5 separate regions of the Homo sapiens genome follow, and regions 1, 3, 4 and 5 are each linked to region 2. The links are chromatin contacts, found by Hi-C or POLR2A ChIA-PET in ENCODE. All regions are on one chromosome and are shown on one strand. Each heading gives the region's core, a stretch centred on a gene start or an enhancer-like site at or near the end of the contact. The rest is flanking DNA. Distances are from core to core; before and after follow the strand shown. Region 1 holds the start of IDE (insulin degrading enzyme). Region 2 holds the start of FGFBP3-AS1 (FGFBP3 antisense RNA 1). Region 3 holds the start of PCGF5 (polycomb group ring finger 5). Region 4 overlaps LOC124902479 (a long non-coding RNA gene). Region 5 holds the start of KIF11 (kinesin family member 11).

What was found. A loop is a pair of places that touch in the nucleus more often than their neighbours do. ChIA-PET counts read pairs that join two places held with the same protein, here RNA polymerase II (POLR2A). Pooled maps may share reads with other maps.
Region 1: a map of CD8-positive, alpha-beta T cell shows a loop between it and region 2 (6-fold over the local background). The contact joins the promoter of IDE here to the promoter of FGFBP3-AS1 in region 2. A Hi-C loop is called at or near these places in 1 of 168 maps with a recorded cell type or tissue (CD8-positive, alpha-beta T cell) and 6 of 50 pooled maps. POLR2A ChIA-PET finds 5 or more read pairs at or near these places in 1 of 52 experiments (HEK293).
Region 3: a loop to region 2 is called in a map of naive thymus-derived CD4-positive, alpha-beta T cell, with 7 times the contacts of the local background. The contact joins the promoter of PCGF5 here to the promoter of FGFBP3-AS1 in region 2. A Hi-C loop is called at or near these places in 1 of 168 maps with a recorded cell type or tissue (naive thymus-derived CD4-positive, alpha-beta T cell) and 8 of 50 pooled maps. POLR2A ChIA-PET finds 5 or more read pairs at or near these places in 1 of 52 experiments (K562).
Region 4: a map of CD8-positive, alpha-beta T cell shows a loop between it and region 2 (6-fold over the local background). The contact joins the enhancer-like site here to the promoter of FGFBP3-AS1 in region 2. A Hi-C loop is called at or near these places in 7 of 168 maps with a recorded cell type or tissue (CD4-positive, alpha-beta T cell, CD4-positive, alpha-beta memory T cell, CD8-positive, alpha-beta T cell and 3 more), 6 of 37 single-sample maps with no recorded cell type and 14 of 50 pooled maps.
Region 5: a map of CD4-positive, alpha-beta memory T cell shows a loop between it and region 2 (6-fold over the local background). The contact joins the promoter of KIF11 here to the promoter of FGFBP3-AS1 in region 2. A Hi-C loop is called at or near these places in 3 of 168 maps with a recorded cell type or tissue (CD4-positive, alpha-beta memory T cell, CD8-positive, alpha-beta T cell and naive thymus-derived CD4-positive, alpha-beta T cell) and 9 of 50 pooled maps. POLR2A ChIA-PET finds 5 or more read pairs at or near these places in 2 of 52 experiments (CD4-positive, alpha-beta T cell and HEK293).

What each region holds. Positions count from the first base shown.
Region 1 is chr10:92,572,772-92,575,471 of GRCh38, reverse strand. It overlaps IDE (insulin degrading enzyme), which reads left to right and starts at 1,379. Exons shown (of 25, transcript NM_004969.4): 1 at 1,379-1,550. The coding sequence starts at 1,453. RefSeq lists enhancers at 720-959, 970-1,029 and a silencer at 1,530-1,979.
Region 2 is chr10:91,906,857-91,909,755 of GRCh38, reverse strand. FGFBP3-AS1 (FGFBP3 antisense RNA 1) reads right to left here and starts at 1,627. Exons shown (of 2, transcript NR_199602.1): 1 at 1,507-1,627; 2 at 408-859. FGFBP3 (fibroblast growth factor binding protein 3) reads left to right here and starts at 270. Exons shown (of 2, transcript NM_152429.5): 1 at 270-358; 2 at 709-2,899. The coding sequence starts at 787. The coding sequence ends at 1,563. RefSeq lists an enhancer at 630-924 and a silencer at 828-1,397.
Region 3 is chr10:91,219,252-91,221,956 of GRCh38, reverse strand. PCGF5 (polycomb group ring finger 5) reads right to left here and starts at 1,294. Exons shown (of 10, transcript NM_032373.5): 1 at 1,121-1,294. RefSeq lists silencers at 671-965, 655-1,114, 1,185-1,494 and an enhancer at 1,685-1,754.
Region 4 is chr10:91,005,073-91,007,772 of GRCh38, reverse strand. All of the region lies in intron 1 of LOC124902479 (a long non-coding RNA gene), which reads left to right. Among named protein-coding and RNA genes, the nearest start is that of LINC00502, 39 kb to the left of the region's middle. Within about 2 kb of position 1,317, at least 8 of the 41 ENCODE cell types and tissues checked have a DNase peak (open chromatin) inside an H3K27ac peak, as active enhancers do; they include CD8-positive, alpha-beta T cell, where a contact is called at or near this core.
Region 5 is chr10:92,591,859-92,594,558 of GRCh38, reverse strand. It overlaps KIF11 (kinesin family member 11), which reads right to left and starts at 1,429. Exons shown (of 22, transcript NM_004523.4): 1 at 1,107-1,429. The coding sequence starts at 1,183. RefSeq lists silencers at 1,025-1,094, 1,175-1,224 and enhancers at 692-1,443, 1,545-1,594, 1,625-1,814, 2,625-2,700.

The DNA.
Region 1 (2,700 bases), core at 130-2,629, 670 kb before region 2:
AATCTCCAAGTCTCGAGTATTTGTTGTGATGTATTTTCTCTCTATAGTAATCTTCTGATTGCTAATTTTGTATTTATAATTTGTATTTTATGTCTCAAAGAGGTCCCCCAAATTGTATATGTTTCAAGCCCTCCAAGTCTGAATCTACCCCAGCCCATTTATAGATTCCATTAATGGAGCATAAATGTATTCAGAAAGGCTGCATTAACACTCTCAGAGGAGCTGCTTCAAGGTGATTGACTACTCTGCATTGGGACTGGTAATTTAAAGGTTCTTAAAACCATGCACTTGCAAACACCACTAGGAGGCTTGCCATAATTTTTACCTGTTTTCATCCAAAGGTTTGCCTTTAGGTGAAACCGCACTGTTAAAAAGATCGTGGGTACGTCTTCGATAAAGCATCAACTTGATTAAGGAACCCTCCTACTGAATTCCCATTTAAAGCAATACTTGGACTAAGGACACCGTTTTTGGCTGCAGTCTTGATCGTCTGTCAATCAGAAACCTAAAAGTACTTAAGCTGGCAAGTCACCATCCCTAATAGCATTCTTCCTTAAAGACTCCCATAAGGTATTATGGAAAGTTAGATTCATAACAACTATTAAGTTGTTCGTGGGTGCAAAGCCCCATAAAGCCACTGGGGAGAAAATTCTTTGTTTAAAAAGTAACCACTGAAGCCGACTGACATTAGTAGTATTCCTAGTACGGAGTACTAACAAGAGTAGTAGTTTCTACTCTGGATTTGAAGCCTTGTTTTGCTGCGGCGCCCGTCCCATCCGCACCTTCCTCTTAAGAGAGCTGCTAACTTCCCCAAGGATGGAAACGTCCCCCTGGGTCCTGGCCTCTCTATCGCTGACCCCTGCGTCTGAATTTCCCCCACGCCGCACTCGAGCCTTGTCTCCAGCGCATCTGTGCCTTCGCGGTCCACGTCCCCACCGCGCTCTAGAGGGAGCCCGCGGGCCGCGCGCCGGCCGCGGATTCATTTTACGTGAGGCCGCCGCGACCACGAACCTTGTTCCAACACCTGCAGGGTCCGGCACGCTAGTCAGTGGGGGTGCCTCAGAAAACATAGCCCCGTGTGCCCTCACTGGATTTATGAGCGGCCCCTCGCCCCCTCACAGTCAGACACACGTCGCCACCCTCACAAGTGCGGCCGGTGGGATCTAGCTGGGACCCTCCCCGCCTGGGAAAGTCTGGGTGCTGGCTCCTAAAGCGCCCCGGCCAAACCCCTGTCCCTCCAGTCCGCCTGCTCAGGCCTCGGCTGTCCGCGGTCTTCACCGTCCTCGCCTGCGTCCTGGCCCCATCCGGCTCCAGGCAAAACCCGGAGCAGCTACCTCTCCGCAGCTCCCGGGAGACCGCGCGGCGCCGCGGCTAGAGCATGCGCAGTGCGCAGGGCCGGCTCGAAGCGCAAGCAGGAAGCGTTTGCGGTGATCCCGGCGACTGCGCTGGCTAATGCGGTACCGGCTAGCGTGGCTTCTGCACCCCGCACTGCCCAGCACCTTCCGCTCAGTCCTCGGCGCCCGCCTGCCGCCTCCGGAGCGCCTGTGTGGGTAAGCGGAATGGAGCGCCCGGGCCCTCGGGCCCCGTGGGTCACAGCGGTTTGGCGCTCGGGTTGCAAAGTGGTGATTCAGCACTTAAAGCCGCCACCGCTGCCCCTCACGCCGCCCGTCCCGCCGGCCTGGGGCCCGTACTGCCGCGCTGAGGCCGCCCCAGGGCCCGGAAGAGCGGCTCGCCAGGCGGGAGCCAGAGGCCTGGTCCAGAGTCGGGGACGTCCCTTGGGCTGGTGAGGGGCCGGGGCCGCTACCCGGGGCCACGGGGCGTGTGCCACTAGTGCGGGGGGCGCAGGGGCGGACAGAGTCACCCGGCCTGCACCTGGGAGCCGCGCCGCGTCACTCTCCCGGAGTCCGCCTGTGAGGGGGCCGGGAACCTGAGGCGGACTCGAGCCGTGGGGTAAAGGAATCCGGCGACTTCGGGGGGACCGCTTCTCACCTTGCCCTCAGCCCTGCCCTTTTCTCCGGGCACTGAGTTTCCAGGACCGTGTGGAATGCCCGCGCTGGGAAAAAAGTTTGCCTGCCTCCCGCCTTGGAAGACGAGTGTGGGGTTTCCTATCGGGGGACATTTAGGAGCCAAAAGATACCTCGGGATCCTCTACAGCAGCTCCCTTGTTTTACGTCGGAGACAACCGGAGCTCCGAGAGATGGCTTGATTTCCCAGCAACTGCCGAGATTGTGGCAAAACCAGGATTAGGACACAGGTTTTTTGCCATCCGGCGGCGTGCCCTCTCCACTGCACCGTTGATCTGCGTACGCTAGGCGTTTTCAGGCTTGTAGTGAACGCTGAATACTTTTTACTACGAATGGAAGAAGATAGGCAGTATTATCTTGCCCTCCCTAGAAACGTTATTTGAACCCCTGCTGGTTTTAATCAGTAATAGCCAGCACCTACTAAGTGCAGGGCACTGTGCTGGACCCTCTATGTAAAGTATGTGTCTGCCTTCCAAGGAACTTTGACTTGATTGGAGCGGATTGGGATGCCACGGGAATTGAGATAGCTACAAGGGTGTGTTGATGAGGGTCAGAAGATGGGTAGTATGGGTAGTGTGTGGGGCCAGAGATGGGGGGGTAGGCTGGCTTTGGAAGGAATGGCAGAAAGGTTGGAGTGAGGGCTGGCGTGGGCGTAATCCAGCCTAGATATGCGGGC
Region 2 (2,899 bases), core at 378-2,877:
GATCTTTTGTTTAATTTTTATTTTTTGGATGGTTAAGTACATGAAAGAAGAAAAACTTGGTTAATTTTGCCTGATTATTTTAAACATTGGAAGCAAAATACAAGATTTGTATTTCATACTACAGGACCGCTTCCATCATCCATCTGGAGAGACAGAGAGAGAGAGGGAGAGAGAGAGAGAAGCGCGGCGGTGATAAGTCTCCCAGTGTGAGAGAAATCGGGGAGGGGCGAAGAAGGGTAGGCCTCTTCTGTTCCATTGATACCACGTTCATTCACAGGGAGCCGGCTAAAACAGACTACTCCCCCGTGCAGTCGTTCCCTCTACCCTAATAAGGCTTTGGCGCCTCTCCCAGAACTCGGTAAGTTCAAAGTGTAGTAAAGTGCATGTTTCCAAGGAATCATCTGAAATGATTTTGTAGATAGTTTATTGCAGGTTGGAGAAGGGAGAAAATGAAGGAAGGGGTAGAGGGGGCAATTATCACGCATCGTTTTGCTATCGTATTTGCAAGGGGAAGAAAATCTCAATGCATACATGGTTCGAAAGTGATTATTTAGACAGTAAGCAGTTTCCCCAGGAAAGCTCCTCAGAGGGTCTCCTCGCAGGCTGCAGATTCTAGAAAGTCTGCGGAAGAGTAGTTCGCAGGTGCATGTGTCTGGGCGAAGCGCTGCGTGTGGCTCAGTTGGTGGCAGTCTCTGCCTCTGTCCGCAGGTCCTGGGGAATGCTCTTTGCCTGGTCCAGCCCCGACAAACGTGGTCTGAGAACAGCGGAGCGCGGAAACCGCGGAGCATGACTCCTCCGAAGCTGCGAGCGTCGCTGTCGCCGTCGCTGCTGCTGCTGCTGAGTGGTTGCCTCCTCGCGGCTGCTCGGAGGGAGAAAGGGGCGGCTAGCAACGTGGCGGAGCCGGTCCCCGGGCCCACTGGCGGCTCCTCGGGTCGCTTCCTCAGCCCCGAGCAGCACGCGTGCAGCTGGCAGCTCCTGCTGCCCGCCCCGGAGGCCGCAGCGGGCAGCGAGCTGGCGCTGCGCTGCCAGAGCCCGGACGGGGCGCGCCACCAGTGCGCCTACCGCGGGCATCCGGAGCGCTGCGCAGCCTACGCCGCTCGCCGCGCGCACTTCTGGAAGCAGGTGCTGGGAGGGCTGCGCAAGAAGCGGAGGCCCTGTCACGACCCCGCGCCGCTCCAGGCCCGCTTGTGCGCGGGCAAGAAGGGCCACGGCGCCGAGCTGCGGCTAGTGCCCCGCGCGTCCCCGCCCGCACGCCCCACCGTCGCGGGATTCGCGGGGGAGTCCAAGCCCCGGGCCCGGAACCGGGGGCGGACCCGGGAGCGTGCGTCCGGCCCAGCCGCTGGGACCCCGCCTCCCCAAAGCGCACCGCCCAAAGAAAACCCCTCAGAGAGGAAGACCAACGAGGGCAAGAGGAAGGCGGCCTTGGTCCCCAACGAGGAGCGACCCATGGGGACCGGGCCCGACCCCGACGGGCTGGACGGGAACGCGGAGCTCACGGAGACCTACTGCGCTGAGAAGTGGCACTCCCTCTGCAACTTCTTTGTCAATTTCTGGAACGGCTGAGACTGCCTGCCGGCTTAGGGAGGGTTGATGGGGGAGGCGTGGGGAAGGGAAAGCTAAGGGCGTCTTAGACCGGGGGGTACTGTGATAGAGATTGGGGAGAAGTCCAGGTTCTCGAATGGGGGTGGGGGCAAGGGTAAGGGTGAGATGCTTGGGATGAGAGTGTAAGGGGTATGGAGAATCTCTGGGATAGCAGAGAAGTTAAAAATTTTGAAAAGTCTCAGTCCTGATTAAGAGCAGGAAAAATAATGGAAACAGAAATAGGCGTACTTTAAATGTGCAAAAACTGGAGACTGGGGAGAGAAATCGATGCAGAGGGAGGCTGAGAATAAGGGGGAGATAGAGTGACTAAAGTGATGTGAGTCCCATGTGGGGAGGGGGATGCAATGTTTATTGTTTAACATTTCTATTAAATGCAGCCATGAGCAATTGCCAACCTGAGCCAGGTTGAATCAATGTCTTCTCACTTAATCAGCTAACAAGACTGCAGACTTTTTTTCCGTTTCTGAATTGGTATAAACTTGGATGCGGCGTGGTGGGTGTCATAGATAACCTCTATAGGGACAGAAGCCTCACAGGTCAAAACTGGCTCCAAGGAAAGTTTTGCAGAATGATTTCCTTTCCATTCTTTTAGAAGAGCTACCTTTTTTTTTTTTTTTCCCTGACAGGGTCTGGCTTGCCCAGGCTGGAGTGCGGTGGCTAGTCACAGGTGTAATAATAGGCACTGCAGTCTCCAACTCCTGGCCTCAAGGGATCCTCACATCTTAGCCTCCAGAATAGCTAGGAGTAGGAGTAGCTGGGACTACAAGCATGCACAGCTGCACTTGGCTTAGAAGTGCTACTTTATTTTTATTTTTGAGACAGGGTCTTGTGTCATCCAGACTGGAGCAGTGGTGCAATTATGGCTCACTGCGGCCTCGACATTCCAGTCTCAAGTGATCCTCTGCCTCAGCCTCCGGAGTAGCCAGGACTACAGGGGTGTGCCACTAGAAGTGCTACTTTTTAACGAAATGGTGACTAATGTTCTGGAACTTTCCCATTAACCTTCTGCATTTAGAAGGAATTATAGATGTTGAGTGCTCCAGTAAACAGTGATTCTCTTTATATCTGATTTTTTTTTTTAAACAGCTAAAATGTAAGTATGTATCTCAGAGTCATTTTGACCATTATGGAAGTTGTATCTCTCTGTTTCATGTAACTAATTATTAATATATTTCATTTTTAGTGTGATGTAATGAGAGACTGTGTGTGTATGTTAGGTGCTCAATAAAAACTGTATGGTTAGATTTAAAGAAGTGGCAAGGCAATGGAAATTCTACCTGCATTTGATCTACTTCCA
Region 3 (2,705 bases), core at 45-2,544, 690 kb after region 2:
GCATGCCACCTATCCTTCAAGCCCTTCTCCAATGCTATTCTCAGTGCAATCTTTCCCTAGTTTTTAATGCTTACTTCTTTCCTATTACATTTGCCTTTTATTTTGATTTATAGTTACGTTCATTCTTTACCTTCTTTGTTAGACCAAAAACTCTTCAATAGAAACTGGTCATATTTAGTAGATATATAACCTGGATAATGCTACTTTCCTGTCTCAGGTTTTTTTTTTTTTTTAACTGTAAAATATGTATCCTCTCAGAAAACACAACATGAAAGGTGTTGATTTTCCTAAGTGCATTCTATAAACAGGAACTTTCCCCCATCTTAGCTGTTAACTCATTGGTAAATATAAAGCAACCGGAAAGGTAAAAGGCATTCCATCAACACATACCCACTGCGAATGTGCAGGGAATAGGCTCTACGTGTAATCATCCTATCCTCTTGGGAAACCGTATTCGTGCGTGTAACAGAAAGCAAGCATAATTAAAAGACAGGGAATCAGGGTTCTGGCCCTTACCCCTGTATGACCTTCAGCAAACCGTTTCATATCTGAGCCTGGGTCTCGGCTTCCTCCTCTATAAGTTGGGATTAACTGCCTTGCCTTTCCCACAGGTTTGCCATGAAACTCCAAAGTAAGAGAAAGTCCTCTGGAAGAGGAAATGCACGGTCCCGACCTGGGGTGGTACTAAGATCCTAAGGCACAGAGCCCTGTGACCAAGACAGTTAAGGGAAGCAAGAACTTGCAATGACGGGGCGGGGGCAAGGGGGAACTTTTCTGCGTTCTCCGGCAGGACCCAGCGGTACAGCCCTGTGGGGTCCCAGCACAGCCGCGCCCGCCCGGCAGGTGCGCGGGCCCAGGCCCCGCGGGCGCGCTGCTCAGGCCGGGGAGAGCGAGCAGCCTTTCCCGGGGCCGGCGTCCGCAGCCGGCCGCTCTCCCCGCCGAGGTAGGCACAGCTCCGAAGCCCCCGCCCGGGTCGGTAGCCCCCTGCACCCGAAGGGCCCTCCCGGCTCCAGGCTGGGCCGGCCAGGGCAGGTGTCTGGAGGTGTCGCTCTCGCCTGAGGCGCAAACTTGGGTGAGGAGTCTGGCGTCCCTGCAGCTCCCCAGCCCGCCCGGTACCTACCCAGCGGCCGCCACCGCCGCCGCTCCTCGCCCGCCAGCGCGCCGGCCTCAGAGTGAAGGAAAGTGAAACAGAAACAGCACCCGCCGCGGCCTGGCCGGTCCCCGCGCCCCGTCTGCTCTCCCCCTGCAGGCGGGAGCGCGCCGGCTCTGTGGGGCCACTCGGCTCAGGCCCGACAGGGCGCGGCGGGCCTCGGGGCCCAGGTCCGGTGCCGCCTCCAAGGGCAACTCCACCCACTTCCAACCGGCGGCACCGCCCGCCCCGCCGCCCGGCCACGCCCCCGCCGCCCGGCCACGCCCACCACCACGCCCGGAGGCCGCGCCTGCCGCCTGCGCTGCTCGCAGGTGCAGCTGCCGCCCTGGCTCCCTGTGCTACACGTAGCTCTGGCCAAATATTATCTCGGTTCTTCTTATCCTCACCGTCCACCCCTTCGGTTGTTTACATCATAACAATGACTGGCATATTTTCCCTGGAGGGTTTAAAAGCAACGGTCAGTGATGAGACTGACGCACCCTGAGAATTTGTCTCTTCAGCTGCGTCTTCCCCAAGTCTGTCCCACCTGCGCCGAAGTGGGGACAAAGCCATCCCTTGATTTGCACCTTATCTGAAAATGACTGACAAACTTGTTACTGTAGTGTGGGTCCAGAGATCATGGTCGTTGACAACTATAAGCAAACGGGAACGTTGTGGAGGTTGAGGGTGGGGGGAGGGTGAGTGGTAAAGAAGCATTACTGTTTGCAACGTTCAAAACAAACAAAAACCCAGTACTCTTTCTAGTGGACTTTGAGATCTACAAGAGACCATTCACTGCAAAAACCTTCATTCAAAAATGTGTATTCTAGAAGCCAGAGCAGTGATGGCTTAAGAAAATGACAATAATAGAGGGTAGGGGAGACTGTCAATGCAAAATATTTGCTTTTTCTCCAACTGATAGGCGTTAACTTCTTACTAAAGTGATAGATGACTCTAAGTGGCAAACCAACAAACTTAACAACCGCTAGTCCAGCAGCCATACAAGTGTTCAAAGATCCATTTCAAATTTAAAATGCATCAAGCAGTAGACCAAGGCAGCTTTTTAAACTATCCATTTTATAATCAAACTTTGACATGTTTAAAAATTGCCATTTCTAATATCACAGCAGGAGCAATACATTTTCTGAAACAGCTTTAAATGACCACATTCGTATAGTCCTTTAAAGAACCATTTTCCAAAATCATACATGCCAATGTCCAAGCTGGGATCAACTTCATAAGTCGCAGCAATCACAATGAGTAAGAGAAAACAAGTGAGGTCAAATGACTTCATGGCAGTAGGATTACTCTTTATGCTTCATATCTTTCATTTCAGAGACTAAACAGAACAGTATGTGAAAAATCACACTACTTCTAGTGTGTTTAAAATATGCATTGGAGGATATTACTGTATATATACCACAATATATAAAAAAGACTTGGTATGTTCCTATTTTGTGTCTGAAACTATTTTAAATATGTTTTAAAAGAATAACAGTGGAGTCCAGGGGGCTTAAATGTGATTGGTGACCTATCACAAGTGCGGTTAATCAGTATTCCTGAAGGAAACGAGCTT
Region 4 (2,700 bases), core at 68-2,567, 900 kb after region 2:
TGATATATTTCAGAATCTGCTCATTTTGTACTGTTCTTCCCATCCCCCACAAGGAAGGAACAGATTCTTTACCCCCAAGTAGGGTTGCCAGATAAAATCCTGGACATACCATTAAATTTGAATTTTGAATAAATATCAAATAATTTTTTCATATAAGCGCGTCCCAAATATTGCAGAAAAATCAAATTACAGAGTGTCCTGTATTTTCATTTGTTAAACCCTACTCCCAAGGGATGCCTGTTTCTATTCTTGTGAGTGGTTCATTTTGGTTCTTTCTCTTAGGTTGAGATTAACTGGTGATCACTGGTTTTATTACATATGAAAACTTTCGGCACGGTCTTTACCGAAATGGAGGAAAAAAAGTGATTCTTTCTTAAGTTCTTTGGTTAGACTATTCAATAGGCACATTTTTTGTTCTTATCTAATATGGCAGTCTAGTAAGAAAATTGAGGAAAAATGCAGGATTACTAGCTCCCCATGAACCCCTTTCCTCCCTCTGCCCAAGTCTTAACTATACAGCATCACGATGTAAATGGAGGTAGACAAGGAGAGCACAGATGACACCAAAGCAATGCAATCTGAAACTATCAAAAGTTCCACTTCTCACACCACAAACTCCTTTGTTGGTTAGTTGTGAGTGGGTATTTATAGAACTAGCACTGTACTTTCATTTTGAGACAGCAGCTTGCTTTTAGCCTGAGCAATAATTAGATAAATTATTCCCTTCACTTCAGATTATTAGTGACTAAAACTCTGCCTAGAGATTTTTGAAACTTTGATCAGCATAAACTGGAAAAACAGTCACTTAAATGCTGCAAGTGATTTTCCATCTTGTAGGAGGTAGAGATATCAATAATCCTGCCAGGGTAGAGTCTCTCTTTATCAGACCCACCAGCCAGGTATCTTTTCACAAATGTAAAGCAAGTACCTACCCATTGCTTCTTGCTGGAAAAACAAAAAGAGGAAAGTATCAAGTTACCATCAAATGGGATGTTGTTCAGACTAGAAGCTCATTGTTCTGTTTGGAAATACAAACTGTGTGTTTGCTAGAGTCAGAGCTGCTTCTCTGCATACTTTTTTGGTCCTGGGGCTTGCTTTTTTGGGTCCAAGCTGAAGAATTGGATATAGAAAAGAGAAGAAAAGCATGAGATCCAAATCTCATGCTAAAGGAACTGGATGGAGTTTGGCACAGCTTAGCTCAGACTGGACCACTGCTGTCACATGCACGTTGTTATTTGAGACTGAATTACACAGAATGCACTGATGTTGGACTCTGATATGCAGTGATGTAATTGTCATGTTGAGGCCTACAGGGCAAGGCCACCCCCTAGTGGTAGGGGTTGGGATTGCTTCTTATGGAAGAAAAAATTACCACTGAATCATTCCAAGAAAAACCAATTATATCATGATTAGGTTAAACCTTAAATAGCAGTGGCTGAAATACACAAGGGTGTGCTTCTCTTTCTAAAAGGACATCTAGAAGTAGGCATTCGGAGCTATTCAGGTAGATCCTTGTTTCCCAAGGACTCAGGATTCCTTCTTCCTGCTTCATTAGCCTCAATGAATGGCTTGTTCTCAGGGTCACAGGATGGCTGCTGGAGCTCCAGCCATCATATCCACATTGAAGCCTAGAAGGAAGAAAGATGAAAGAGGAAAAATTAATAGCATGTGTGAGTGTATGTGTATTGGAGTGAGACCTCCTCACTGATTCTCCCTTTAAATAGCTTTTCTGACATTCCCCCAAACACTTCCACAGCTGGCTGAGGAATTGAGAAATGAAGCCTGTTATCTGGGCACTTTACCCTCCTAAGTAAATCAGGGTGCTTTTTACTAAGAAAGCGGGGGAATGAATGCCAGGCAGCAGTAGTAGTTTCTACCTCTCTGGGAAGCCAGCCTGAAACTAGAGGGACAGAGAAGTCTTTTCTCTCTCAAAGCCATTTGACAGCTGGGCCCAAACTTTCTGGTGGCAGACATGTGCTGGACTCTCATGTGGAGCTGGACCTGCTACTGAGAATGGCTCTGGTAGGTGTGTTTCAGGTAGCTGCTTTGCCAAAAGTTGAAATTACCTTTGAGGCTGAGCTTTCCTTCCATTATCCATAAGCCTTTGAAGAAGTTTTGTTAATTGTCTGGTGGTGATATGGTTCGGCTGTGTCCCCATGCAAATCTCTATCTTGAATTATAGCTCCCATAATCCCCACATGTTGTGAGAGGAACTAGGTGGGAGGTAATTGAATCATGGGGGTGAGTTTTCTCGTGCTGTTCTCATGATAGTGAATAAGTCTCATAAGATCTGATGGTTTTACAAAGGGGAGTTCCCCTGCACATGCTCTCTTGCCTGCTGCCATGTCAGACGTGACTTTGCTCCTCATTCAACTTCTGCCATGATTGTGAGGCCTCCCCAGCCATGTGGGACTGTGAGTCCATTAAACCTCCTTTTCTTTATAAATTACCCAGTCTTGGGTATTTTATTAGCAGTGTGAGAACAGACTAATACAATAAATTGGTGCTGCAGAAAGTGGGGAGCTGCTGTAAAGATACCCAAAAATGTGGAAGCAACTTTGGAACTGGGTAATGGGCAGAGGTTGGAACAGTTGGGGCTCAGAAGAAGGTAGAAAAATGTGGGAATGTTTGGAATTTCCTAGAGACTTGGAGGGCTCAGAAGATAGGAAGATGTGGGAAAGTTTGGAACTTCCTAGGGAC
Region 5 (2,700 bases), core at 180-2,679, 690 kb before region 2:
AAGGTAATATTGCCTGGTTTTATTAAACAACCAAAATAATTTTAAAATTTGCACTTGTTATATGCACTGCATTTTTAAATAAAAATCTTCAAACAACTAACTACTAACAGAAGCCCCAGAGTACAACAACTAGTAAGTGTCACTGGCTAGACTTAAGATTGCCACCCAATTTCCTCTCTGACACCTTGTTTAGAAACCTAGTCATCACCTTCGATATCCACAATTCAAGTTACCAGGGCTGAGTAAACAATAGCCTAAGAAAGTTTGTTGATACAAGTTTTTCTAAAAAATAACCTTTTAATTTTAGAATACTTTGGGGTTTACAGAAAAGTTGCAACAGCAACTGTTAACAGCCACAAAAACGGACACACAAAACACACATACTCAGTAAACTGTGGAGAGCCTCTAAAAAGTTGAATAAATCAATTCTAACTAAGCAGCAGTTTCTAGCTTATTTTAAAATTGGGAAGTTATTTGGAAACCAGTCAGGGGAGGGCCGAACACCCCTCCACATCCCTTTATCTCGAAATATCCGTTTAGTTTGGTCTATGAACAAACACGCAGATGAAAGGGAAAACTGCAGCACAATCAGAAATTTACACTAGCTTAACTTGTCTTGATCTTTTAAAAAACATAAACTCACTTTATTAATTTTTAATGTTTAAAGACAGAGATGTTTACTTGTTTAGTAGGGATGCAGAAAATATTGCATCTAGAATAAAGAGAACAGTGATTGATTGCTTTTTAGAGGTAATAATACCAACGTAAGTGCTTAACCATCTGCAAAATAGGTATTCAGTCTTACTTCCAAACTGACAAACTACATGAAGTAGCATATAAAAGTGACACCTACATCTTTATTGACTATAGTTTAAACATAAGAACGCACTTTTCAGTATGGAACAGTGATCAAATCAAACATGTTATTTTCTCCTAAAAACCACATACACACAGCAACCGGGTGTCATTTTTATTGAACAGAACGCGGAGAACCAAGAAACTGGGACCCTCAGGAAATGCAAATAAAATCCCTCTCCCTGGACCGCGCAGTAGGGGGCCCAGCAGCGAAGCCGCAGCGCTCGGAATCCTGTCAGCCCTCTCCCTACCTGCATCTCACCACCACCTGGATGTTCTTCCCCTTCTCCTCTTTCTTCTTCGCAGACGAATTTGGCTGCGACGCCATGACGGTCCCCGCCAAAAAATCAAGGCCCGGCCGCGGACCTGGGCGCTGTGAGGGGCGGAGGGGCTTGGCGGCCGACAGGGGCCGGAGTCTCCCTGGTCCCTCTCGGGCGCTGGCGTGGCCTGGAGGACCGACGCACGCAGGTCGGCGTCCCCGCTCTCTACCCGGTACTCTGGCCGTGGCGTTTGTCCCGCGCCAGTCGGAGCCGCCAAATCACTAATCTCGTCTCCGCCCGAATCCCCAGAAACTAAGCAACGACTCGGCGCCTCAATTTGAAAAAGAGACAGAGTAGCCGGACCAATGGCTGCGCTGGCGCGCAAGGCACCATGGGATGCAGTATCCTCACTGGAGCCCCGCCCCCGGAGCGTGGCCTACGGGAACGTAAAGAGGTGGTCTGTCTGCTTGCTCCGGAACTTGGTAGTCCAGAGCCGAGACGCTAGAATTGAGTGTGGAACTTTTAGCGTAGCGTGGCTCAACTTACATAACGTCCCTAGCCCAAAATTCCCTCAGCTGCAGAGAGGAAATAATAGTAACCATCTCAGAGGGTTAGGGTGAGAATTAATGAGCTTGTGGAAGTAAATAGATTGGAATATATGGTAAGCACTCGCCATGATTATAATTATTAGAGAATTGTAAGAGAGGGCAGTAGAAGCACAGAAGAGAGGTCCAAAGCGAGCCGCCATCCCGGAGGCAGAGACCAGAATAGTCTTTGTGTGTGTGTGTGTGTGTGTGTGTGTGTGAGAGACGGAGTCTTGCTCTTGTCACCCAGGCTGGAGTGCAGTGGCGCGATCTCGGCTCATTGCAACCTCCGCCTCGCAGGTTCAAGCGATTCTGCTGCTTCAGCCCCCGAGTAGCTGGGATTACAGGTGCGTGCCACCACGCCCGGCTAATATTTGTATTTTCAGTAGAGATGTGGTTTCACCATGTTGGCCAGGCTGGTCTCGAACTCCTGACCTCAGATGATCCACCCGCCTCGGCCTCCCAAAGTGCTGGGATTACAGGCGTGAGCCACCGCGCCCGGTCCAGAATAGGCTTGAAGAATAATTAATGTTGGGGCCCGGTGGCTCAGGCCTGTAATCCCAACACTTTAACGGGCCGAGGTAGGACGATAACTTAAGTTCCAGGAGTTTGAGACCAGTCTGGGCGACATAGGGAGACCCCCCTCCCCGCGCCTCCCAACGGGTCTCAACAAAAAATAGAGGGGAAAAAATAGCCTGGTGTGGTGATGCGTGCCTTTTGGTCCCATCTACTCGGGATGCTGAGGAAGAAGGATCGCTGAACACGGGAGATAGAGGCTGCAGTGAGCCGGGATTATGTCGCTGGATTACTCCAGCATAGGCGACAGAGCAATGCCCTTTCTCAAAAAGAAAATAATAATAATAATAATTAGGAAGTGTTAAGCGATAAGGCTACTACAGGTTCCAAATCGTGATGAAATGGACACTGGACGCCATTTGGAGGACTCTGAATTTATCCTTTAGTCATCATCTCTAAGTGACTCCAGGCAAGAAAGCAGGGTC